Regions from separate parts of the Homo sapiens genome. Here region 2 is linked to region 1. Evidence: chromatin loops called from intact Hi-C (ENCODE). Cell type or tissue: endothelial cell of umbilical vein. All regions are shown on one strand. Each heading gives the region's core, and the rest is flanking DNA. Links, peaks and the distances in the headings are about the cores only.

Region 1 (5,387 bases), core at 155-5,154:
TCACTGAGCCCCTCCAAGGCTGCCATCATCAGCGGTGGAGTTACCACTTGGCCTATACCCCATTCTTTTTATTTTGTGTCTTGCTACTGTGTAATTTTGCATTTGGGGTTTCATGGCCCGCATAATATTATGATTTTTAAATTCTTGGACCATTTACAAAAAAGTTAGGCACACAACCGCACGCAAATTGAACTAATTTAGGATTCTGTGTTATTTAAATATCTGTCTGATTCCATTCAGAGAAGAGGAATCCCTATGCAAAGGTTAAAAGAAAAAAGCACCTCACGCCTGTAATGCCAGAACTTTGGGATGCTGAAAACAGGCAGATCACTTGAGGCCAGCCTGGCCAACATGGCAAAACCCCGTCTCTACTAAAAATACAACAATTAGCTAGGTGTGGTGACGTGCACCTGTAATCCCAGCTACTAAGGTGGCTGAGGCACAATAATTGCTTGAATCCAGTAGGCAGAGGTGGCAGTGAGCTATCATGAGGCCACTGTACTCCAGCCTGGGCAACAGAGTGAGACTCCTTGTTCCTCCTCCCCTCCAAAAAAAAAGAGGTCTTCATATCCCAAGCAAGCTTGCTTTTAAATAGCCAGTAAATTTATTCCTGGCTATCAAGCCAAAGTCAAGTGAGTACCAAAAGTAAATTTGTATTTTTCAACTCAAATGTAAACTTCAACCATCTTTTTTAAAAAAATTTCTTTTAGAGACAAGATCTCACTCTTTCACCCAGGCTAATATGTAAGTGGCACAATCATGACTCACTGGAGCCTGGAACTCCTGGGTTCTACTGATCTTCCCTCTTCAGCCTCCCAAGTAGCTAGGACCACACACGTGCCACCATGCCTAGCTCATCATCTTCTATTACTTTTTAAAGTATTGCGTCTACCTTTGAATCACTTTCCATTAGCAGTATTCACAGTGAGCTTTCATCATCTCATAACAACAATGAAGGCATACAAGTACAAAACTAAACAAAAAGACACTTCCAAATGACTTACTAAGCCGGGCAGGAGAAAGCGTTGCAGATTTTGGGCTCAGTTACTGGCTTGGTTTTTGCACTGCAGAATGAGGAATTGACTTGAGTATTTTGATCTCGCAAGCAAATGGCCTTTACATTTATGTAACCTGGTAAGACATCAGAAGTGACAAAGTGAAAATTACAGATTATTATTTCAATTTGGTTCTAAGTTTAGCTTCTGATTTACCAGCATTGTGATATTTTATTTCAGATATGGAATCCAAATATTTTGTGGAACGCTTCCTTTTGATGAAATTTGCAACTAATTTGAATTCCATTCCCCTCCCTAAAATAATATATTTTATATTTTAATAATTGTAACATGTAGATTATTGGTTTTCAAGACTGATGTGGATACTAGAACCATAAATTGATAAATACAACCTTTTGAAAACAGAATGACTATAAAGGGTAACATCCCAGGCAAACTTTATTATCAGATTAATGTTCTTCAAAGAAAAACCATTCGTGAGTTATATATGGAAACCCTAAGATTTTGCCTTAACATGAAATATCTCATACTTCTTAAGAGCATGGGGCACATAAAAGCAAAGAGTAGAACTCACTAAATATGTATTAAAACCTATCAGCCAGGGCTCTGCTTTTGCTTTTTTTTTTTTTTTTTTTTTTTTTTGAGATGGAGTCTCATTCTGTCGCCCAGGCTGGAGTGCAGTGGCGTGATCTTGGCTCACTGCAACCTCTGCCTCCCGGGTTCAAGCGATTCTCCTGCCTCAGCCTCCCAGATACCTGGGATTACAGGTGTGTGACACCATACCCAGCTAATTTTTGTATTTTTAGTAGAGACGGCCATGTTAGTCAGGCTGGTCTTGAACTCCTGACCTCAGTGATTCACCGGCCTCAGCCCCCAAAGTGCTGGTATTATAGTCATGAGCCACTGCACCCGGCCTCTGCTTTTGCTTCCTTAGTGGCATCCCACTGCCTTGCTTTCAACATTAATTTCAGGACTTCTTATCAGGGGCATATATTTTTTTAAAAATGTGTGAATAATTGTATTTTTTAGTTCCCCAAATAGAGATGCTGCCTCCCCTTTGAATTGTGTTTTTTATTTACATTGGAACTTTGTCTTCAAATATAATCTGAGAAAGAATAAGTCACTCCTGCTATAATGATTAGCAGTTAGTCCAGCTCCTGGGGCTGAAGCAGGTTTGCTTTCAGGAGGCACTTACGAAAACCACATCAAGGCCGGGCACGATGGCTCACACTGATAATCCCAGCACTTTGGGAGGTCAAGGAAGGCGGACTGCTTGAGGCCAGGAGTTTGACACCAGCCTGGGCAACATGGCAAAACCCCATCTCTATAAAAAAGAAAAAAACGGGCCAGGCATAGTGGCAGGCACCTGCAGTCCAAGCTACTTAGGACGGTGAGGTAGGAGGATGGCTTGAGCCCCAGAGGTCGAGGCAGCAGTGAGCCGTAATTGTGCTACTGCATTCCAGCCTGGGTGACAGAGTGAGATCCTATCTCAAGAAAAAATAACAAAAACAAAAAATCAACATTCCTTGAAGTTAACCGTTGACTTTAATAGGACTTATTCATCTGAATTCTTTTTCTCTTGGACACAGGACACACCAGGGTCTGTGAGTCATGCGAAGGGGTTGCTAAGGCAGGGCAAGGCGAGAATTTCACAACTGGCTTCCTCTGCATCCTCCTCTTGGCTGGATTTAGATTCTGTAAGTGGAAAGCAAATCAAACTTCTCTCCTTCCCAAGGCACTGTGCTCTCCCTGGAATACCAGAAAGCTATTGGAAATGTTCTCAAGAAACACTGGATATGAGAAAGACCTCATAATCTGTGACTAAATGAAACAGTGTGAAGAGATGTCTATAACATGATTTCAGTACAGAGGGATACAAAATGATACTCACGGTATGTGAGTCTGTCAAACACATGTTTGCTTACATGTGCCTAGGGAAACAAATGATATAGATCAAAATATTAACATTGGCTATTGCCTGTTTACAAATTATGGGGATTACCTTTCTTCTTAATAGCCCATTGCTTTTAAAATGGGTATTACTAGAAAATGTATTACCTTTTAATTATTTTATATATGTATCCTAAAAAAGTATTTTTTCATACTTTGTTAATTAGCATGGACCTACAGATAGGCCTTTCAGACATAAGAATTTCTTCATTTTCTGTATCTTTGCTCTGTCTCTGATTCTAAGCCTTATTATGCTTAGTGGGATGGAACCAGTAGGAAGTCTCACTGTCACCAGGTGCTCTGAATAATAGGAAATGAGAGACCAACATTCATGCTGTGGTTTCAGGAACTTATTTTGGGCACTTGTTCTTCCTCCCAAATGAGCAAGTGTGACAATGGTTTAACCCCCAAATATGTGACATTGTTCACATCTAAATAAAACGCCTTCCTTCTACTCACCCAGTAGATGGTTGCTGTTGTTCCTTCCTTGCAAGGGTTGTCTCAGATTTAATCCATTCCTCTAGTGAGAGAACCTTTGCTGACCTTACCCCTGAGGGGATATCCATGTTTCAGATAGACATCTTAAGTTTGCCATGTATGCGTCCTCACTTGCCTTGACCCTAGCTTTTATAACTTCCAAATGGAAGGTTAATAATGACAGAAAAGCCAAGACTGGCGGAAACTAAAAGCTGAAAATTAAACATATATATATAATATAAATATGCTTCTATTTGTAAATAATTCAATATATTTTATATGTTTTTCCCATAAGTTTTAGATGTGTAACTTTTGAGCCTTGGTTGTGGTTGATTTGAGCTTTGTGAGAGTTGATTCCTTACCACATAGGAAAACCCTTAACTAATGCCATAATATTTGCTTTTATGGTGATGGTTCTCATAAAAGACAGTTCTTGGGTGGCTTATTTAAACCATATTATGTTAAAGACGCCTGGAGTGAAAGAACCTGTTTTAAGAGAGACAGACTTTGGAGACAGAATGAGAAAATCATCTACCTCCACCACAGGAGACGGAGCACTCTGACTGCACGATACTCCAGGTATAGGCAGGTCTTTTTGTGGCTGGTGGAGTTCCATTCATGACCTTGGGAAGTGCATACTTCCAAGCTATCCCTGGATTTTTGCCTTGCATCAGAATCTGGACAGTGTAAGATAAAAATCAGAGATCAAGATACAGGTCAGACCCTGGAATTCCAGAAATCTTACTGAACATTTTAAAGATATTTACATGACATTTTGACCTTAACATTGGTATACTTCATTGTTCCCAAGTATGTTTTATGTTGACTTAAAGCTTTCCCAGGACACTTTAAAATGTGTCCCTTCATGTTATCAAAACTGTGATTTAGGTAGATGCTAAAGAGCAAAACACGATTGACATTTGCCATAAGCCCATAACGTATACACAAACACATACATACACACACACACTCACACACATATATGTATCATAAAGAAGAAAGAAAGGTTATACTGTTGGGTCTAAACCCTAACTTAAAAACCTAGCATGGTGAACACACATAGTCGTACCCTACAGAAAATAGTTAAAACTGAATCTACATATATATATTTTTATGATCTATCCTAGGTCACAATTTACAAGCTCTCTCCTGGGTGCTAGTGGAAGTTGAAACAAGGGAAACACTCCAAAACCCACAGAATACCCCCACTTAGAGTTGCTATCATCAACTTCAGAATCCAAATGTGTTTCCAATATACTTTCCATAGAAAATTTTCCCAAAGAGAATTTGTTAACTGTGTGCTAGGATGAGCAGATAAGAAGAAAAGAAACATGTTCAGAATCAGCAATTGGAATACATGCATTAGAATAGACTTAACCTCCAAAAAGGCAACAACTTAGGATAAATCTGATCCCATAAAGTCTGACTACTAAAATAAGAGCAATCACATATTGGGCACTTCCCAAGTGCCAAGCACTCTGCAGCCATTCTTAATGCATCATAAAACATTCTTCTAACAACTCTATAATGTAGCTGCCTATATTTTCATTGAAAAAAAAAAAAACTGGAGAGAAAGAACTTGTGCAAGATCACACAAGTGACTAGGGACTGAGCTTAAGTAAAGCCACCAACCAAAATGTGCCTACACAATGCAATGTATCACCTTGTTTTTGATGTAGGAAAAGCATCTGTCTGCCTTCTTAATGCCCTCTTAACTACTCCTCTTTCTTCTTTTTTCTTTTCCAAGCTGAAAGCATGAATATAAATAGCTGGTTCTTTCCCACTCCATGAATCTTGTGGAAAATTCTTTACCACTAGAACTGGGCATTCATGCCCAAGAGGCAAAGCTGATTGCCAGTTAAAAAATAGGAACCCCTGGCTCTGTCTCCCTCGGGTGGGATCCCACCTCCATTAGAGTTTGGTGGGTGGCAGCTGTTCAAGGCC
Region 2 (5,387 bases), core at 225-5,224, 160 kb after region 1:
GGAGGGACTCCAGTACCTGTGACTCGTGTAGCAGAAGTGCAATAAAATTTTTTTATAATAACATGAAGAAGAAAGAAGAGAAGGAGGGAAAAGGATGAAAAAATAAGAGTGAAAGAGACTGTATTGGATTCAAGGTCTGGCTCTGCCATCTCAACAAGTTTCTTATTCCTCCAAGCCTCAGTTCCCTGTCTGTAAAATGGAAAGAAGGTGGTTCATATCTCATGTATGTACTATGCGGATTAAATAATGTAATATTTGACACTTAGCAAATGCTCAGTGAACTTAGCAATTATTACTCTGTGGATGGCACAAGGCTGGCTCTTAATGTTATTTATGGGAGTCATGAATGAATAAATCATTGGTTGAATAAATGGTAACTATCTCCTTTCTCATATAATTATTTTTTCTGAAATCCCATTTGTATTAAGAGTAATGGAGTCAGGGCGGAGTAGACGGCGTACGTGTGAGTTATGCATTTCATGGAGTAACCTGGAGCATGAATTTTAAGCCTCTATCTCATCAAAGAAATGGGAAATATTAAGGCATGATTTTTTTTTAAGACAGATTAGACAATCTGTGTTGTGTTCCTTTTCTCTAGGGAAGTAAAAGCAACCCTGTATTACCCTGTGTTACACATCTCAGGATGGATTTTGCAATTTCTCCACTGAACTTTTTCACCCTGCCTACACTTACAATTTTTAAAAGTCCATATTAGTTTGAGAGACCTCATCTCTTAGAGCTATCATCTCCCTATGCACTTTTACGACACAGTTAAAAAGGCAAAAAATATCAAAAGTTATAAGAGACACCAACATGACTGGACAAATGAGGTGTTTCTAGGAGGTTGGAAGTAACCTTGAACTCATACATTCTGGTTTATGTGAACCCAGCAAAAGTAAGAGGGACCTCTCATTGCAAACACTTGGGTCCATCAGCCTAACCAGCCTTCTCTTTATACTAACATTTTAATTAGCATCAGACATCTGCATGGATTAAAAAAGAAATAGTAATGAGAGTGACCTGAGAGCTATTGTCATTGTATTTTATTGAGTGCCTATCCATTTAATGGCTGAAATGTAACAATTTTAAAAACCAGGGTTGTTACTAGAAAACAAACATAAAGAACAATTGATGACACTATTGCATCTTTGGATAGAAATAAATATTTTCTTAGGATTGATTCAAGGAATTTCACTTTCTCTTTGCTTGACCCTCTGAGAACATGGGAGTGGCATGTCATAAATGTCATCTCTTAAACAATGACTTGAAGATTAATGCCAACGTGTTCCCAGTCAACAGGCATGAGTTGGCTCTACTTTGGAGGAAGTCACGGAACCAAGGATATTGCCTGGAATCTCATAAATTAAAAAGGATAATACTAATGAATAATGCAATCTGACAGTATTTATAATGGCTCCAAAATCTCAGTATAGAGATATCATGCACCATCATTCTGAAATATGCTTCTCTTCACATGTTAACCACTGTGAAAAAGAATGTATTGTGTGACTAGTAGCATCTTAGAAACATGATGATAATGAGAAGAACATACAATAACTAGAATTTATCGGGTGCTTACATTGTGTGCTGGGAACCATGCTAAGCCTTTTTTATGCAGTAGCCATTTAATCCTTACAGTAATTCTACAGGGAAGGTACTGTTGCTCTCCTCATTTTGTGGAGAAAGAAACTGAGGTACAAAAAGATCAGATAATCCAAGGCCGCTAACCCAAGGCCAGTAGATTAGGGAATGATGAAACTGAGATTAACAAAAAGGCTTATATGACTCCAGACTAAGCTCTCTTAACATGAACTGGGGGGCAATTTTATAAGTCTCTCCCTCTAGCCAACAAATAACTCTTCCTCCTTGTTAAAAAAAAATAGTAACAGAAGATCATATAATTAGATATATACACATTTTGTGAATTTGAAAGAAAATAGGAATAGCATTGAATCTATACATTGCTTTGGGCAGTATGGCCATTTTCATGATATTGATTCTTCCTATCCATGAGCATGGATTCTTTTTCTGTCTGTTTGTGTCCTCTCTGATTTCCTTGAGCAGTGGTTTCCAGTTCTCTTTGAAGAGGTCCTTCACCTCCCTTGTTAGCTGTATTCCTAGGTATTTGGTTCTCTTTGTTGCAATTGTGAATGGGAGTTCATTCATGATTTGGCTCTCTGCTTGTCTGTTGTTGCTGTATAGTAATGCTTGTGATTTCTGCACATTGATTTTGAATCCTGAGACTTTGCTGAAGTTGCTTATCAGCTTAAGAAGCTTTCAATTTTAGGTATCATTACTATTGTTGTTGTTAAGAAATAAGAAAAACAATGGGAATTTTCAGAAAAGAAAAAAACTAGAATAGCAGAGATTTTGGAAACCGAGTCCAATGGCTTGTGTGCTGACCTCAGTTTTGTTTGTTTTGCCAAATACCACCTGAACTATTTACTTCTATTTATGTAACTTACATTACTTATATTTATGATTCACTTTACAAACTTTAAAATGATTTTATCTAATGTGACTATAAGAACAGTCTAAAGTGTCAAACTATTACAGTTTTTAAAAATTCTGTGTGCCCCCAAGAACGTTCTGGAGCACCAGAAATGGATTGTATTCCCCACATTGGAGACTCTGGTGAGAATGACCATGGGGAATGCAGGAGAAAAGACAAAAGAAAGCAAACAATGGCTAGGAGACGTGGTGGCTCCAGACCTCTCATCTCCAACTTCTTTTTTCAACTTCCCAAGGAATCCCCATAGGGCATGACTCGGTTGCCTGGGAAACTCCAGTCTGTATAACCTGACCACATGTCATCCTGTGACAGATGGGAGAGCCTGTTAGCCACACTGAGGACTTGTCATAGACATGTCACCCTAGGTCTGCACATTTCATGTACAGTGAGCTCTGAATTTAAAATCAAATGGTTACTCATCAGGAAGGAAAGGCGTCACAAAATAAAACATGAAATGTTCTAAATTCAACAGTGGATTTAAGAGCATATAACAACACTGTGGTCTCGTGTACACAGGCAAAAAATGCAGCAGCACCCAAATGTTTAGTTTCGAAAAAATGGAAACATCTAGTCAGTTCTACTCCCGTGTCTTCTCTGTGGTCCAATTAATCAAATCAGAATGAACTCGAAACTGGTAGCCACTTGCCAAGCCTGCAAAAAATGTCTTATTCTGATTATTAAATAAACAACTCCTAAAAAAGGAAGTATTTTGAAGAAAGACAAACATTTTCTTCCCTCTGAATTGCAGTGTATTGAACTCCTCCCACGAGTTGGTGGTAGGAAAAGACTAAACTAGCTAGAAGCTGAGAATGTATCAAATCATTCTTCATTCCAAACATAAGATACCAAAATGTCTAAATTGGCTCTTAAAAATTTAGCAGTGTTATTGCTTTGTCTTCCATTTTAAAGAAAATAATTATGACACATTTTTGGATAGTAAAAGGTTTGATTATATATTTTTTCACAGAGTTTTATAAGATTAGTTTTCTCTTAAATGTGGAAGCTTCAGTGGCCAATATTAATGAATTCAATTTTGATTTCATATATTCTTTTTTAATGATTTTTTAATGTCATCATTCAGAAGGCTAGTTTTCACAACCCCAAGGCAGCCTGGTGTTGAGGTAAGAATCCACTGATTTAGACAGCAAGGTCAGAGTTTCAACCCTGACTGCTACATACAGCCTATAACGGCAGTATGCCACTCACTCTACCTTTATGATCTTTATATTCATCATAAGGAAAGTGGTAACCCTTCACATGATTGTTGGGGCTATAAGTGAAACAGTGAAGTGGGTACTCTTTGTGGTTGGACAGAAGAAAAAAATACATCTGCAAGGATACATATCAAATTCTCAACCACACTGTCCTTTAGGGTATTGAGGATTTGTGAAGGTGCATCTTGAGGAGGGGACTGAGTATATGGGGTGATGAAGGACTCCTATTTTATATTTTACACACTTCCAAACTATTTGAATGATATGTGAAAAGGAACATGCCTCATGTGTAAATATCAAAGATTAACAAGACATATAAGAATAAAAATGGCAAGAAGACAAAAAGAAGGGGTTCATGGTTCTTGATTTGTTTGCTGAACTAAGTGAAACTAAGTGGATTTCCATGCTTGTGTTCCTTCTCTCCTCAGAACCATGGGGGCTCTTCCAGCGCTGTCTCGATTCTAAGGTCAGTTGTGCAGGAGAGTCACAGGAAAGGCAGCACCCCAGAAATCCTGGTCCACTCAAGGTCCAAACTGCCTCATTAAATAGCCTGAAATCCTTGAAGCATTAAAAAAAGAGAGTGAGAGAGAGAGAAGACAAAGAAAATGAAAACGTAAACCCCCAGCAAACTTCTGTAGTCACTCTGTTTATCATAACTATAGTCCTAACACTATTACTATCAATAATTAACAGTTACTGTAATTTTGCTATGGTCTTGGGATTATGCTTAGTATTTTTAAATCAATGTTTCATTTAATGTTTGCACAATATTTGAAGACATTATTATCATCCCCATTGTGGACACGTGAAAACTCATGCTAGAGGGTTCAGGTAACTGAGCTGTAGTCACAGGTTACCAAGTTATGAAGCTGCAAACCAAATTCCAGCAACCTGGAATGCTACATGGGATTGAACAGCAGAAGCTTAACAGTACTAAAGAAGAGAAGTTGGCAAACTCGTTCTTTCTGAATACAGTTGAGTTTCTTGTGGCCTTGGATTACAGACTCAACATCATTAGTGTTATAAGGGATGGTGCAGGTCTTTGAGTTCGATCTCTCTGTCAGTAAGAGAGAGTAAAGAATCTTTTCCACATATCTATGACAGATGATCTTCTATCTCTGTTTAAACAGCTCTAATAAAAGAAAATTCAAGATATATGTGAACAAATCTTTGCACTGCTGAATAATTCCACTCATTATAACCTCTTCCTTAAATGAAGCATAAATTGGTTGCCCTAAGAAATTGCACCAAAGACCTTGGTTCTCGTATCTGGAGAGCCACATAGGTACGTGTTACCTCTTCTGTAGAATAATGTGATAATGTTTGAAAGATATGAATGCAATGCTAAATTTGGGTGGTTTCTCTAAAAGAGAAAGTAGAGTCTGGGCTTAAGCAACCACGGTTCTAGACTCAAACCTCACTTTGGCTCTTTGCTAGCCATTAATCTTTGAGCAAGTTCCTTAAATTCTGAGTCTCTATCTATTTGAATCTACAAATTGAGGAATACAGTATCCTTGCCATAGGACTTATGAGAACAAATATGAAGTTCCCAGTGCAGGATAGTGCCAGGCACAGAATAAGTATCTAGGACGTGTTGGTTTTCTCTTCTTTCACTCTTTTGTTTATCTTTCTGATTTCTCTCTAGTGTTTTTATGAACCTC

Evidence for each region. Hi-C counts contacts between places; a loop is a spot of excess contacts. Peaks named below come from ENCODE experiments on the same cell type or tissue, not always from the same donor. Only the 100,000 strongest peaks of a DNase experiment are listed, where the experiment ranks them.
Region 2: it touches region 1 in a loop (10-fold over the local background); 1 of 110 quality-filtered maps calls a loop at or near these places.

What each region holds. Positions count from the first base shown.
Region 1 is chr16:77,296,285-77,301,671 of GRCh38, forward strand. It overlaps ADAMTS18 (ADAM metallopeptidase with thrombospondin type 1 motif 18), which reads right to left. Exons shown (of 23, transcript NM_199355.4): 17 at 3,979-4,120; 18 at 1,005-1,131. It overlaps LOC124903727 (a long non-coding RNA gene), which reads left to right. Exons shown (of 2, transcript XR_007065122.1): 2 at 2,606-5,387. Among named protein-coding and RNA genes, the nearest start is that of SYCE1L, 100 kb to the left of the region's middle. In endothelial cell of umbilical vein, for the core only: no CTCF peak of the experiment used is centred there; DNase peaks (open chromatin) are centred at 1,927 and 2,637; H3K27ac peaks cover 4,424 bases.
Region 2 is chr16:77,454,356-77,459,742 of GRCh38, forward strand. No RefSeq gene overlaps it. Among named protein-coding and RNA genes, the nearest start is that of ADAMTS18, 22 kb to the left of the region's middle. In endothelial cell of umbilical vein, for the core only: no CTCF peak of the experiment used is centred there; a DNase peak (open chromatin) is centred at 2,876; H3K27ac peaks cover 2,020 bases.